Regions from separate parts of the Homo sapiens genome. Here all the other regions are linked to region 4. Evidence: chromatin contacts called from ENCODE Hi-C or POLR2A ChIA-PET data. All regions are on one chromosome and are shown on one strand. Each heading gives the region's core, a stretch centred on a gene start or an enhancer-like site at or near the end of the contact. The rest is flanking DNA. Distances are from core to core; before and after follow the strand shown.

Region 1 (2,700 bases), core at 170-2,669, 270 kb after region 4:
GGGAGAAGGGGCTGGGAGGTGTGGCAGGACCGAGTGAAGGTTGGGGAACCAGAGCCCTAGGTGGGGGCAGTGCTCGAGAGGTAGGCAGGAGGGGCAGGCAGAGGCCAGCTAGGCAGAGACTTTGTCTAAAGGAAAATGGAAACCACTGAAAGGTTTGAAGGAAGAAGTGGCCTTCTCATTCACTGTGGAAAGAACAGCTTGAAGAGGGGCAAAAGTGAGGGATAAGTCAAAACTTCCCCAATGTGCAGGTTATGGCTGATGATGGCTGGTGAGGGTGGTGGCAAGGGAAGGTCCCAACACCTTCCACGATGCACCTGACACTGAGGTCATCAGCTGGTTCTTACTAACAGAAGGATAAATTACTCTGTAATTCATACATTTACTAATAGTCCTTTTATAAAATCTGTGACCATTAAGAATTGTCCAGGAATATATGCCCCATTATACCATAAAGTACCTTTGAGTTTCATGTCTTATTTTGTAATGGATATGTATCATATAATAGCCTGGTTTCCATTCGTTTTCATCTACTGGTGGTCAGAAGTGGCACATACTCTGATTAGAGAAAAAAAACTTGTGCATGGCCAGTTACGCCCTCCCAGAAACAGAACAGGATGAAAACCCTATGAAGCTGATGGTAGGGACCAAAGAAGTGGTGTTTCTCTCCATTAAAGGTCAGAAAAAGTAATTGTATAGCACTGCTGAAACCACACAATTTTTTTGTTTCTGTTTTTGTGTTGAGCAGCTAAATGTCTTGTTACACTAACTCCAGAGAAGAATGAATCCATTCTAGTTTGTATCCAAGTCTATCCCTCTACCAAATCAAGGCAAGAAAAGGAGGGGAATGGACTTTGTAGCCAATTTTGCTAAATATAAAAGTCTTTACAGCCCCACCAAAAGGGTGCTTTCCCACCTAATCATCCTGTCTCTCCCCAAGTCATGGTTCTGTGGTTTCCCAAGCAACCACTGAAATCTGTTGTTTTCAAACTTGGTATCACAACAAATGGGTGTAGGAAAAAAATCAACATATATGCCAGATTACTGTGCCACATGAAAATTACCATAGAATTTCTCTTCCTTAATACCCAACAAAACAAGAAAAATAAAAACCTATAAATTTCTCTTAACAGCAATCAGCTAAAGGAACATGTCATGTATAGTCATAGAATATTATATATACACATAATTATATATAATATGCATTTCATTATGGCGTGTGTGAGAACACACATACACTCAAAGACTAGAAAGAAACAGAAAATTCTGACATGAGATGTAGGGCAAAGCTTTGCTGCTAATCTCATTTCCAAATCTTTAGGTGTGAGTCAAGAATAACCTCAGAATTTTCCCTCATAGCCTCATATCTATAAAGACATGATTCAGATAGGTATCTTTTCCCTGTTCTGATCAGAAAAGCATTTGAAACCTTGGCTGACAAGAATCAGATGAACATGGAGAAGTGAGCCCCTGCGGGCTCCCTGGGACAGAAGCAAAGTCCTCTGTGGTCTACACTGAAGGGGAAGATGGCCCAAAGCCCCAGAGAATCTCCTGTGGGGATGAAAGCATTCCCCAACTAGGTACAGTGCTGATGGCTTAGGGTATTTAACTAAATTTCAGATGAGGGAGAGAGAGCAAAGGAAAAGTATTTTAACAAAGGCTGCACTTTGCCTCACCAAACTCCTCCAACCCCATCTTTGGCATTCTTTCAGGATTTAGAAAACCCAATAGCTCTCACAGGAAAAAAAAATATAGTGGGAAGAAGGCTGAAATGTCAATCAAGCTATATCAGACCAACTAGAATAAGCAAGATGAAAAGAAATGTCAGGGTTACTAGGAAAATATTTTCTAGAAATACAGGGGAAGAAAGGAAGTAAAACACAGACCATAGAGTCCCTCCTAGGGGAAAAAATCGTTAATTCCAACAAGAGAGGAAATGCCTCATAATTGCTTCATAACATGGAATCAATTTTAAAAGTATTCAAAATAAAATGCAAAAGCAACAGAGTAAGAGGAAAAAAGAGATTTCGGGTCTCAGGAGACAAAATAAGGAGCAAAATAATATTATTATAAAATTAATGCATGGATTAAAAATAGCAAGTAATAGAACAGGAACTACTAAAAATTAAATTACTGACAGAGGAAAACCACAAGAGAACAGTGAGTAAATGTAAAAATAGACAAAGAAATAAACAAAAAACTTTAAGAACTGTTAACAGATATGGAAGACAAATTATCTAACATATGGACAACTGGTATCCCTCAACAGAGATCACAATAGATGGAACAAAACATATTTATATAAAAGAGAATTTCCCAGAAATAAAGAGAAAAAAAAGGGACTCTCTAGACAAAATGGCAGGAATTTTTTATTCCGAATGAATAGACCAAGATACATCCTAATTAGGGTATTTAACTTCAAGGTTAAATAAAGAACCCTCAGGCATTCAGGAATAAAATGCAAATCACCTTGAAGAAGAAACAGTTACACTAGACTTGATGTTTCCACAGCAACATTCAACAAGCAATGCCATCAGCAAAATCTAAAAAGTTCTCAAGGGAGAAAAAGAAAGAGTGGCCCAAGACCATAGACTCTGTCAAAATGCTCATCAAATACAAAGGCAACAGGCCAACATCCTCAAAAACAATACAATGATAGAAATAGAACATCTATAGAAACTTTTTTTTAAAAAAGTTGCTTGA
Region 2 (2,700 bases), core at 165-2,664, 400 kb after region 4:
TTATCCTCTCCTTTGAGCAGGAGGTGGCCTGAACTCAACTTGTTGGCCAATGAGGCCCTTGGCTTAGCAGAGCATGAATTTTGAGAGAGAGGTGGAAGGAGGTCAGTCTCTGGAGCACGTCATGAAGGTGGCATTTTGCTGCTGTTCCTCCTTTCATCCTATTCCTTAAGAATAACTACAATCTAAGATACTAGGCCCTATGGGGCACTGGAAGGGCCAATTGCCCACCATCCATCTTGCAAGGTAGTGGACACATAGGGTTACCTGGCACACCTCTGCCAGACAGGGCTGCTACATAATTTGTAGGGCCCAGTGCAAACTGAAATTAGGGGGTCCCTTGCTCAAATGGCAGGAAAAACATTTCTTCCTTCTTTCTGGGTCTCTCTCTTGTCATGGTGTTTTTTACTTGCTATTTAATGTCACATCCCTTGGACACAGGAATACTCATGGGGAGATTGCAGACACTCACAGGTACCCAGGGCCCTGTTCACAACTGTGTAGGCCCAACCATTCCCATGCACAGGCTCAGGTCCCCTCCCAGCAGATGGCAGTGGTTGCTGGGGGTTGCTTGGGCAGGTAGCTGAGAACCCATCCCTGGGAGGGGGAGGCACCTGGAAGGGAGCCCCACATGAGCAGAGTCTCCGAGTCCCCAATGCATGCTCCATTGCTTCGTCAGACTTTACGGACAAAACACAAATTCAAGGTAAATTTATTCACAGTTTCAAGACTGCAACCACAGAGCATTAACTGTAAAACCCTGAGAGACTGCACTGCTCGCAGGCCCATGAAGCTGCTCCTGTCACCAGGCTTAGTGGGTGGCTAGGGAAAAGAAAACAACCAAAAACACAGTGACTTGGATTTATCAACATTTGTAGGTTCATATGTTTGGTCTTTATGAGTTATGTGATCTTGAAAAAGTGGTGTAACCTCTCTGAACCTCAGTTTCCTCATCTGTGCATTGTGGCTAATCACTGCCCATGTAACAGGGCATTGTGAGGATGGAGAAGTCACAGAGTGCAGAGGCCTCATAAACTGGAGGGCACTGCCTTGGGAGGGGTTCCTACCCTGGGCAATTGATTGATTGGCTCTGGAGTTGCAGCTGCAAAGGCATGCTGGCCTCTCCAGTCTTGCAGTCAGGAAGGCTGAATGTGGTCAGCTGAGGTGCTCACTGCAGCCTCAGGCAGGCCTAAAGGTGTCAGCTGCAGAGTCTACTGCTGGCCTTGGCTGGCTACCTCTGATCTAGCATATTCCTTCTTTAACTGTTCTGCAACCAGGTAGGCCTCAGCTAGGCAAACCAGAGTCTTCTTGACTTCAAGCTGAGGAGCATCTTCTGAGTGCCTCCTGCAGCCAGACTCTTTGCTGAGCTCCAGGGATGGGGGATAGACATTGCTCTGTCCCCCAGGGGCTCAGACCACAAGCTACAGCAGTGAAATGCAGGGGCCTCGGGAGCCAGAGGAAAGTCCTGAAGAAGCTCGAGGGGAAAGTGTGCATTTCAGGCCCTGGGCTGAGTCTAAAATAAGGGAGTAGGCAGGTGAGAGAGGGAAGAGGGGCTCTGGATGGAAAGAGAGACTGCAGGGGCACAGGAGTAGGGGAGAAGCAACTCTCAATCGTGGTTCCAACTAGGTGGGCTTTTCTTCCTCATTCCATAGTGAAGCATCCTGGGTTCTGATATGACAGGTGGCAGCTAAAAACATCTTGGTTTTGCTTAGAGCTCGTTGTTGTGTGGTGGGAAGGTGTTCATAACAAGAAACAGCCTCCTCCTTTCTACACACCAGCTGAGCTAGAACTCTATCATGCAGCAGTGGGGCATTGCTACCAGAATGGCTGCTCTTGAGGGAAGGGGAAGACTGAAGATCAAACCATGCATGGTTCACAGTAATTGGTGCTCCTTCCCAGTTCCAGTTGAGCAATGTAAAAGAAGGTGACTAACAAGACATTAAACTGTGTGCATGTTTCAAAGCACACCCAGGACAGAGGCTCTCGGAACCCACAGGAGCCTGTGGTTTCTGAAATATGGGTGGGTGGCTTCCTGCAGCTGCAAGGCATGCTGGGGAGGGGAGATGAGATAGGCCGCGGCCCCGCCTCACCCCCTCTTCCCGAGTGGTTTGGCGCGGGTGTGCCCAGCCTGCTGCTCCTGGCCAGGCAGTTAGAGTGGAGGGAAACCTCCCGTTACCAGGAAAGCAAATAATGGGCAGATCAAATAAATCCATGTGGCTAAAATGCAAAAACAGATAGAAATCTATCTCAGGCCAGTGCCTGTGGGAGCAATGGGAAGAGATTCATTTTATTTTGCATATGTAGACAGTGATTTTAATGTTATGTAAATGCAGCCAGCGATTCCTAATTGCTCCTGAAATGCACGTGTCAGGGGCTCTGTTGCAGCACAGGTTGCTAATGATAGAAATAAGCTGTGTTTTTTACAAGGAAGGCTCGCGATTACCAGCTTTTGATTTTTCTTTTTTTTTTAAATTACAAATTTTAATTAGGACAAGCCAAGGCAATGAAGGTGGAGGGGCAGGACTGCAGAAGTGCCTGGGGTAGAGACAGCTCAGAAGAGTCACCTGGGCATGGAGAAGGGGTGCCACAGGTGGCCTTGCGGCTCTGGGTCAGCCTGAGAACAGACACTCCTGATTTCAAAGTGTAAAGTGTCATTCACCCCCTCTGAAGCACTTATCCAAGCTGACATACTGGGAAGTCAGG
Region 3 (2,700 bases), core at 155-2,654, 330 kb after region 4:
TTGCCCTCATCTTTGAGAAAGCAGTGCCACATTCCCATTCATTCATTCAATACCAATGTATCAGACAGCACCTACTCTAGGCTGGGGGATGCCCAGGTACTGGGGATCACGCAGGGAGCAAATCAGAGCTGAGTCCTTCATCTACGAGTGGTGACGTTGCTGCTATAAGGCAGGGCAAGGAGCAACAGTGCTGAGAACGCTATCTTAGGGCATGTGTCCAGGAAGACCTCTCTGTGTGGAGACCACTGCACAGAGCCCTGAGGGAAGGGAGAAGAGCGCCAAGAGGAAACCTAGGGGATAGTCCAGGCCCAGGCCCAGCTCATAGGTGACTCACGCCGGCCTACCCTGGGGCTGCTAGTTAGATTTTAATCCTTTCTATTCTGCTAGCTCCCACTTACTGGACTTCAATCACATTTAAACATTCTCCTAAAAAGACTACCCTGTAAATACCATCCCCTAGTCCTGTGACCCCCGACCCCAACCAGCTCCTTGTCTTCTTTCTTCCCTTGGTTCCTGATGCCTGACAGCCCACAGCTGCTGCCTCCTCTCCTGTGCCGCTCCCGGTCCCTCTCACATGGTTGGTTTTGCCCCAATCCTACCGAGCCGCTTGTGGGAAACCCACCGCCAACCCCCAGACACCTCTTTCTAGGGCATTATCCTGTCCCCAGCAACTCCTCTCGCCATGTTTCTTTCTAGAAATTTTACCCGAATCACACAACTCACTCTGTCTCCTTCTTTGCTCCTCTCTTAGACAATTAAAGGCATTTACTCCCCAGGGCCCCTGTGGTCCTGCTGTTTTGTTGGCTGTCCCTCCTGAGCTGATAGTGTCCCACAGATGGAACTTGCCCTATGACTTACATCCCTACCTTCCAGACTGTTCCGTGGCTAGACACCATCCCTTGGTCTCATGCGAACCCCTACTCTGGGTACAGTTCCCATTGCATTCAGCAGAATCACTGTGGCCCCAGTCACCGAAGTGGACAATGCAGCCAACGGATGGAACCGCCTCAAAGGGGCAAACACCACGGGGCTGCTGAGATGCCCTTCTCTGCCCTCTGAGACGCCCCTCCCTGCCTTTCTTCCCCTCCTGCACCAAAGGCCTCCTGGCCTCTCGCCACCGCCTGTCCCAAGGGCGAGCTATCTGACAGGCCCCCTGAAGGGCTATTCCCAGGTCAGCAGGTTTGAGGGTTCCCTTTCCAGCACCACACCCTTTATTCCTCAGCCTCAGAGCGAGTGCGGGCCTCCTGTGCCTCTGAGCCTGCAACCCGCCCCACTCCTGCCACCTCCACCCCTTCCTAAAGAAGGGGACAGCCGAGATGTGACCCATGGTCCCCACGCACGCCCCTTCACCAGCACATGCGTGCCTGTGGCAAAATGACTCATCCCCTCCCTCTGCACCCTCCCCCTGCACCCTCCCCCTGCCCCCGCCGGGGCCAGGCAGGGCTCCTCCTCCCCCAGTGCTTCCAGCTGTGGCAACCACATGGCGTTTGCCAACTGAGTCTTCTCCGGGGACCCAGCCTGGCCACGGGCTGCACCCTGTGTTTTATCACTGAGGAACTGTAAGCTTTTTGTAGGGGTCAGTGTGTCAATGCTTCTCCCTAAAGCCACCTGCTTAACAGGAATGTCAGACATGGAGCAGGCCAAAATGCAGATGATGATGATATCAGTGCAGCTGCTCTGGACAGCCCTCTATGCTGTGCCCTGCTGGGTCAGGCTTCACAGACATGACAGCCAGGATCGGGTGAGGGGGCGCCCTCACCTCACAATGAAGGAACAGCAGAGCCACCTGCCAGGGCCAACAGCTAGGAATCAATAGAGCCAGGCCTACCTACCCACATGGCCTGCTCCCAGGCACAGCAAACACCCCAGTGGCTCAGCTGCCACATGCATGTGCACACATACACCACAGACACACCACACATCCCATACACACATACACACCACACATCCCATAAACATATACACAGCACACATCCCATAAACATATACACACCACATACCACGCTTCCCATACACACATACACACCATACATCCCATACACACCACACATCCCATACACATATAACACACATACACACTACACATCCCATACACATACAACACACATACACACCACACACCACACATCCCATACACACATACACACTATGCACCACACACCACACATCCCATACACACATACACACCACACATACACACTACACATCCCATACACACATACACACCACACACACACCACACATCCCATACACACATACACACCACACATACACACCACACATCCCATACACACATACACACCACACACCACACATCCCACACACACATACACAACACACCTCCCATACACACATACACACCACATACCACACATCCCATACACATACACAACACATATACACACCACACATCTCACACACAACACATATACACACCACACATCTCACACACATACACACCATACATCCCATATACATATCCACACCACACACCACACATCCCATACACATCATATATCCCATACACATACACATCACACATACATACCACACATCCCATAAACATATACACACCACACACCATATATCCCATACACACCACACATCCCATGCACACATGCACACCACACACACTACACATACACACCACACATCCAATACACACATATACACCACACTCCACATATCCTGCACACATAT
Region 4 (2,700 bases), core at 121-2,620:
AGAGCAGCCATTATTCTATCTAGAAGGACAGGGAGGTCTTCCCCAGCTGCCTTGCGTCCTCTCCCTGGGGATCCCAGAGCATGCAGCAGCCCCAGGCAGGCTTACCAAGTTCTTCCACGATGACTGCACCCTGGCTTCGTGACCCTGCATTGGCCAGGTTCTTCCTGAGTGCTGTGCTGAGTTTGCTAAGGGTACCCATGGGGCTTGCCTGAGTCATCTGGGTTGGCGGGAATAGCTGAGTTTCAAACCTGTGATCCTCCAGCTGTGGGGGAGACGTACACCGGCGCAAAGGGGGCTACTTCTGATCGGAGATCCACGTGCTGGGATGTCACCGTCTGACAGCCCACTCATTCCTTCCTGCCTGGCTGTCCTTCACCTGCCCTGGATTCAACTTCCTCACCCTGCCCAGGCTCTGCTTCCTCTTCTGGGTCTGGGGTCCTGCCCAGGTGCTTCTACAGAAGCAGTGCAGGGTCGGTCTCACCTCCCTGGTCCCACCCAGGCTCGTTGCTACCCCCACGTGGGGTGGCACCCGCCCTGCAGCTGCTCAGCATTTGGCCAGGGGGAGCCCTGAGAGCAGTTTGTCCAACGTGTTATGGGTTCCAAACCTGGGCCGGTCAGACCCTTGGTGGAAGCATGGAAATCTGGAGCCAGTAAACCCAGGCACTTCCACGCACCTCTGCCACTGGCTCATGGGCCCTCACTGGTGTTTGGGTGCTCATAAATAGTGTGAGATGTTTTGGAGTTGTCTTTCTAGACTTCTTGGGCTTTCTGTTTTATTTTGTTGTTGATGATGAATTTTAAAACAGCAATGTTTTGGCTTGTTAATATTTAAGCCAGAGTCTATTGGTCTTGCGTTTACCTGAGGTTGTACTCTATGGCTTCACCATTAAAGTGAGAGAGCACACAGACCTATTCCCTCACGGAAGGCAAAAACTGATGTTAGAGCAGACATCCCCCTTTGCTCTGGGAGAGTGCATAGAGGAACCGTGATGTATGGTTTTACATAGTGTCTGTTAGAGGTGACAGCAGTCCTCCTTGTCAGCAGTGAGTGACTTTCATTGGAAGGTATAGCTTCTGTGGAGATGATTCCATCATTTATTAAATGGCATTTAATTTTATTCAGTGGTTTGATTTATTTAAGTTTAATAATACCTCGTCATTGACTTACCAAAAATACAAATACATAAGAATTTCTTTCTGAGTGTTTAATTTCTTTCCTCTAAAAGGTGGTGAAATTAAATTAGTCATTGTTCAGGAAACTGGATATTTGTGGTAAAAATCAACAGGGTATTTTTAACTGCTTTGTGACTCATTTGAAAAGACAGGCTGTTGTGGTAAGGGTGATTGATATAGCAAAGACTTGTGAGCCCTGAGGCCAAGCACCATGCTCCGGCCGGAGAGGCTGGGCTCACGGTCTAGTTGGTGCCACTGGGTCTCTGTGGTGAGGCTGCCTTTGATCTTGGTGCCCTGGCAGACACTGGCTGCAGTGGTCCTCCTTTGCGTCAGACCCTCCGGGGCCTTCTGAGTTGAGGAAGCGCCATGCAGTGTGCCTGGAGCTGGCCTCGGGTGTCGGGAGGGAGGGGCACCACAGAAGGATGTGCTCCGAGACCTGGGACTTGGGCCAGGTGCCAGACAATCCTGGGTAAATACCAGAGCTGTCCCCCCTGCCCCCACAGACACACTGCAGAGGACCCTGGCAGGTGGGCTGGCCCCCCGCCACGGCCTGGTGACTGTCTCCCTCTGCTGTACTTCTTTAAGGTCCTGGGAGAGGAGAGAAAGGTGAGTGGGGTGCCATTTTCTTCCTGCAGGTGCTGGGTGAAGTTCAGAAGGCTCTGAGAGGCTGAGGGGAGCCATGTGTATAGGTACATTTGACTGTTCAGGCTGGTGGGTACGATACCCTGTAGGGGGGCTGTCCCAAAGGCCTTCTCGGTTCCTGCATTCTGATCCTGGCTGTTTGCTGTGTGAGGAGGGTGTCAGCTCAGCGACATCAGAAGTCAGGGCAGAAGTAGCTCCTCGAGGCAAGACTGAGCGTCGGTGTCCACGCTAGGGAAGAGGGGCCCTGTGTCCACAGCCACCGCCCATCAGCCGAGCATGGCCAGCAGGAGCATGGGACCAGTGTCACCAGAAAATTGGATGCTTTGAGAGAAATCAGAATTGCCACTGAAGACCTGAACTCTCCACATTTTGCACATTTCAGTGTCTGTAAGCACTGTGTGGGCTGAAGCAGACACCCTGGCAGGCAGGTCCTGGCCTGCTGGTTTCGGCTGTGGCATCCTGCGAGGTGACTCCTATGGTGTCTGCATTGTCTCCCTGCACCTGGCATGCCAGGGGCTTTCCCTGATGGGCACTGGATCTGGCGTCCACTAAGGGCTCAGCAAGCTGGGATGATGGCCCGAATCTAAAAAGGATTACATTAAATAGGCTTTCAAAATGATGTCTGCACATGCAGCTACAAAAGTATCACCAAGAGGATGGCAGCTGCAGCCACTGCTGCTTGTGAGAGAAGGGCTCAGTTAGTTAGACACGTGGCTCCAGTCAGCAGTCCAGTATGACCTTTCCTGAGTGGCTGGCTTGACCATTCTGCTCTGACAGAAATAGGTTTTCTAGAAGCTAGTGGCTTTGTTGTGTTCTTTCTTGGATGCCATTATCCCTGTGAGAAGGACCCTAGTCACATGGCACTCATCCCAAGTGGAGGGACTC
Region 5 (2,700 bases), core at 177-2,676, 460 kb before region 4:
ATGTTTGACTCATTTACTCGTCATTGACAGGGAAGTCATGCATTTGCTGGTTGAGAATCAAAACTCAAAGATTTAAAAACAATTGTATGCATCTTCTTGAAGGAAAAATGTACCCCTGCTCCATCATTCACAGCCTCCTTGAATTTTTCACTGGAGTGTTTTCTTAGCACTGTCTGTTCATGGTGCTCTTTCTCAGCAGCCTGTTCTGCTTGTGCAGAAAGTCCTACTGCAGTTGAAACATCCTGGCAGAAAATGAAAGAATTGGTTCACCTCCACACATGGCCTCTTGTCAAAAAAATTAAGCAAAACTGGCAAGTTAGCGACAAGGGATACAAGGCTCTTGTTCTGTAGAACTCTGTTCCCTTGATGGAACTACTTAGTAAATGGGGTTAACTTCATCAGGCTAGCCAGCTCCAAATATACATAAACTCAAGAAGTCTGGAACCCATGTCAAATTCATGTTAAAAGGCATGAACTGCCAAGCCATTACTGTAGGCATAGCCAAATACATTGTAAATATATCTGTCAGTTTTGCTCAGATACGGATATCTGCCTGTTTTTTGAGATGCTTCCTTTTGTTTTGGCTTTACCCAACTTCCAAAAATCTGTCTGTCTGCTCATACAGTATGTTATGAGACTTTAAAAGTCTTGATAGGGACAACAAATAAAACAAGTAGGATTCTTTCAGGCCTAACTAAACTGTCTTTGAGTCTACATTTTACAAAAATAATTATGTCATTCAATTTTTTTTTTTTTTTTGAGATGGAGTCTCGCTCTGTCGCCCAGGCTGGAGTGCAGTCAGTGGTGCGATCTCAGCCTACTGCAGCCTCCTCCTCCTGGGTTCAAGCGATTCTCCTGCATCAGCCTCCTGAGTCGCTGGGATTATAGCCATGCGCCACCATGCCCTGCTAATTTTTGTGTTTGTAGTAGAGACAGGGTTTTGCCATGTTGCACAGGCTGGTCTCGAACTCCTGACCTCAGGTGATCCACCAACCTCGGCTTCCCAAAGGGCTGGGATTACAGGTGTGAGCCACTGTGCCTGGCCTGACATTTAAATGTTAAATGTGCCAGATGTAAAGCATATCTGCCATTTTAGTAAATTAACAAAACTAGCAAAGAGCTAAATAACTGAATTGATACTAATGCATTTTGTAATAAACAGCCAAGTATAGGTTGTATTTATATTCTACAATGTGGAGACGAAAAAACAACACTTATGATGGTACAAAACAACCTTTCTAAAAATACTGGGGAAATAGAAGTGCTGCAGAGATCATCTCTGGCGTCCAGCTGCCTCCTCCCATCCTGGAGATGGTGAAGATGAGGACAGCATTGTGTTCAGAGGCACAAAGGAAGCCGAGTTCCTGTCCGACACAAACATCCCTGGGAACCTGTGGCACCTCCCACTGCAGAGCCTGTGAAAACAGCCAGGCTGCAAGGATCCTCCTTGGTGGAAATAGCCGGGCAGCTAACGCCAGTGTGCAGAGAAAGGAAGCTGGAGCTATTTTAGTTGCTTAACGTCTACCTTTTGTTTGTGGATCGTTTCCTCTCTGACACTTGTGGCTAAAGAAGCAAGTGTTGTTTGAAGGAGATTAGAGTCTTAAGTATTTTTAACACTCACTAGAGTGTGACATTGTATGGGAGCTCTCTGTGATAAAATCAAAATGAAAGGTGAGCTCGCCACTCTCCTGCACGTTGACAGTTTAGCAACATGGAGGAAGTGGGAAGCTGGCTTTGTGTTAGAGAGTTATGCTGTTCAAATATCCATCATTTAAGTATGCTGTTCTTATCCTTGTACTTCGTCATACTTTGTCACTTTGGTTTTGCCTGTCAGTCACGTCAACAGTCAGTATGTTTTTCACTATGAAGGGAAACTGCTGGAAGAGTGAGTTCATTATTTCTCTCACCTTTACATTTTGCAACTTTATATGTATATTCATGATTCTGTCCAGCCACCTTGATAATCCACAATCAGAAAAGTGGGTTTTCAAATATAAATCAGGATTTTAAATTTGCAGCAGTGTAAAAAGATCCAATTCCTGTCTTTGAGGCACTGTTCAGGATTTGGAAACTGAAGCTGGGTGCAGAGCCTCCTAGGCACCATCTCGTCTTGAACTTACATTCTGAACTCAGCCTTGACTGCTCTGGGTTCATTGTGGTTAACTAACCTTCAGCTTCAAAGACATTTGATTTACTCCTCAACCAAACTTACAAAATTTTAGTATCTGCAAAGCTTTTACTTTTGTGCACCAAAGGACACAGTCAACAGATTAAAAAGGCAACCCGCAGAATGGGAGAAGATATTTGCAAATTATGTATGTGATAAGGGATGTGTTGTATGGAGAACTCCTTCAACTCAACAACAAAAAACAAACAACTCAATTAAAAAATGAGCAAAGGGCTTAAATAGACATTTCTCCAAAGAAAATATACAAGTCAGCAAGCACATGAAAAGATGCTCAGCATCACTAATCGTAAGAGAAATGCAAATCAAAACCACAATGAGATACCATCTCATACCCATTAGGATGGCTGCTATGAGAAAAAACACAAAAGAAAAGATGCGTTGGCGGGGATGTAGAGAAATTGGAACCCTTGTGCATTGTTGGTGGGAGTGTAAAATGGTGCAGCCACTGTGGAAAACAGTATGACAGGTCCTCAGAAAATCCAAAATAGAATTCCCCATAGGATCTAGCAATT

Evidence for each region. A loop is a pair of places that touch in the nucleus more often than their neighbours do. ChIA-PET counts read pairs that join two places held with the same protein, here RNA polymerase II (POLR2A). Pooled maps may share reads with other maps.
Region 1: a loop to region 4 is called in a pooled map, with 4 times the contacts of the local background. The contact joins two enhancer-like sites. A Hi-C loop is called at or near these places in 1 of 168 maps with a recorded cell type or tissue (naive thymus-derived CD4-positive, alpha-beta T cell) and 8 of 50 pooled maps. POLR2A ChIA-PET finds 5 or more read pairs at or near these places in 1 of 52 experiments (A549).
Region 2: a loop to region 4 is called in a map with no recorded cell type, with 11 times the contacts of the local background. The contact joins two enhancer-like sites. A Hi-C loop is called at or near these places in 20 of 37 single-sample maps with no recorded cell type and 11 of 50 pooled maps.
Region 3: a loop to region 4 is called in a map with no recorded cell type, with 4 times the contacts of the local background. The contact joins two enhancer-like sites. A Hi-C loop is called at or near these places in 6 of 37 single-sample maps with no recorded cell type and 9 of 50 pooled maps. POLR2A ChIA-PET finds 5 or more read pairs at or near these places in 1 of 52 experiments (activated T-cell).
Region 5: a loop to region 4 is called in a pooled map, with 10 times the contacts of the local background. The contact joins two enhancer-like sites. A Hi-C loop is called at or near these places in 8 of 50 pooled maps. POLR2A ChIA-PET finds 5 or more read pairs at or near these places in 2 of 52 experiments (K562 and activated CD8-positive, alpha-beta T cell).

Annotation. Positions count from the first base shown.
Region 1 is chr7:50,395,735-50,398,434 of GRCh38, reverse strand. The region is part of intron 7 of IKZF1 (IKAROS family zinc finger 1); the gene reads right to left. Among named protein-coding and RNA genes, the nearest start is that of FIGNL1, 53 kb to the left of the region's middle. Within about 2 kb of position 1,419, at least 5 of the 41 ENCODE cell types and tissues checked have a DNase peak (open chromatin) inside an H3K27ac peak, as active enhancers do.
Region 2 is chr7:50,266,350-50,269,049 of GRCh38, reverse strand. No RefSeq gene overlaps it. Among named protein-coding and RNA genes, the nearest start is that of IKZF1, 37 kb to the left of the region's middle. RefSeq lists an enhancer at 1,884-1,983. Within about 2 kb of position 1,414, at least 8 of the 41 ENCODE cell types and tissues checked have a DNase peak (open chromatin) inside an H3K27ac peak, as active enhancers do.
Region 3 is chr7:50,334,980-50,337,679 of GRCh38, reverse strand. All of the region lies in intron 3 of IKZF1 (IKAROS family zinc finger 1), which reads right to left. Among named protein-coding and RNA genes, the nearest start is that of IKZF1, 32 kb to the right of the region's middle. Within about 2 kb of position 1,404, at least 10 of the 41 ENCODE cell types and tissues checked have a DNase peak (open chromatin) inside an H3K27ac peak, as active enhancers do.
Region 4 is chr7:50,663,446-50,666,145 of GRCh38, reverse strand. All of the region lies in intron 7 of GRB10 (growth factor receptor bound protein 10), which reads left to right. Among named protein-coding and RNA genes, the nearest start is that of DDC, 99 kb to the right of the region's middle. Within about 2 kb of position 1,370, at least 12 of the 41 ENCODE cell types and tissues checked have a DNase peak (open chromatin) inside an H3K27ac peak, as active enhancers do.
Region 5 is chr7:51,121,042-51,123,741 of GRCh38, reverse strand. All of the region lies in intron 6 of COBL (cordon-bleu WH2 repeat protein), which reads left to right. Among named protein-coding and RNA genes, the nearest start is that of COBL, 190 kb to the left of the region's middle. Within about 2 kb of position 1,426, at least 9 of the 41 ENCODE cell types and tissues checked have a DNase peak (open chromatin) inside an H3K27ac peak, as active enhancers do.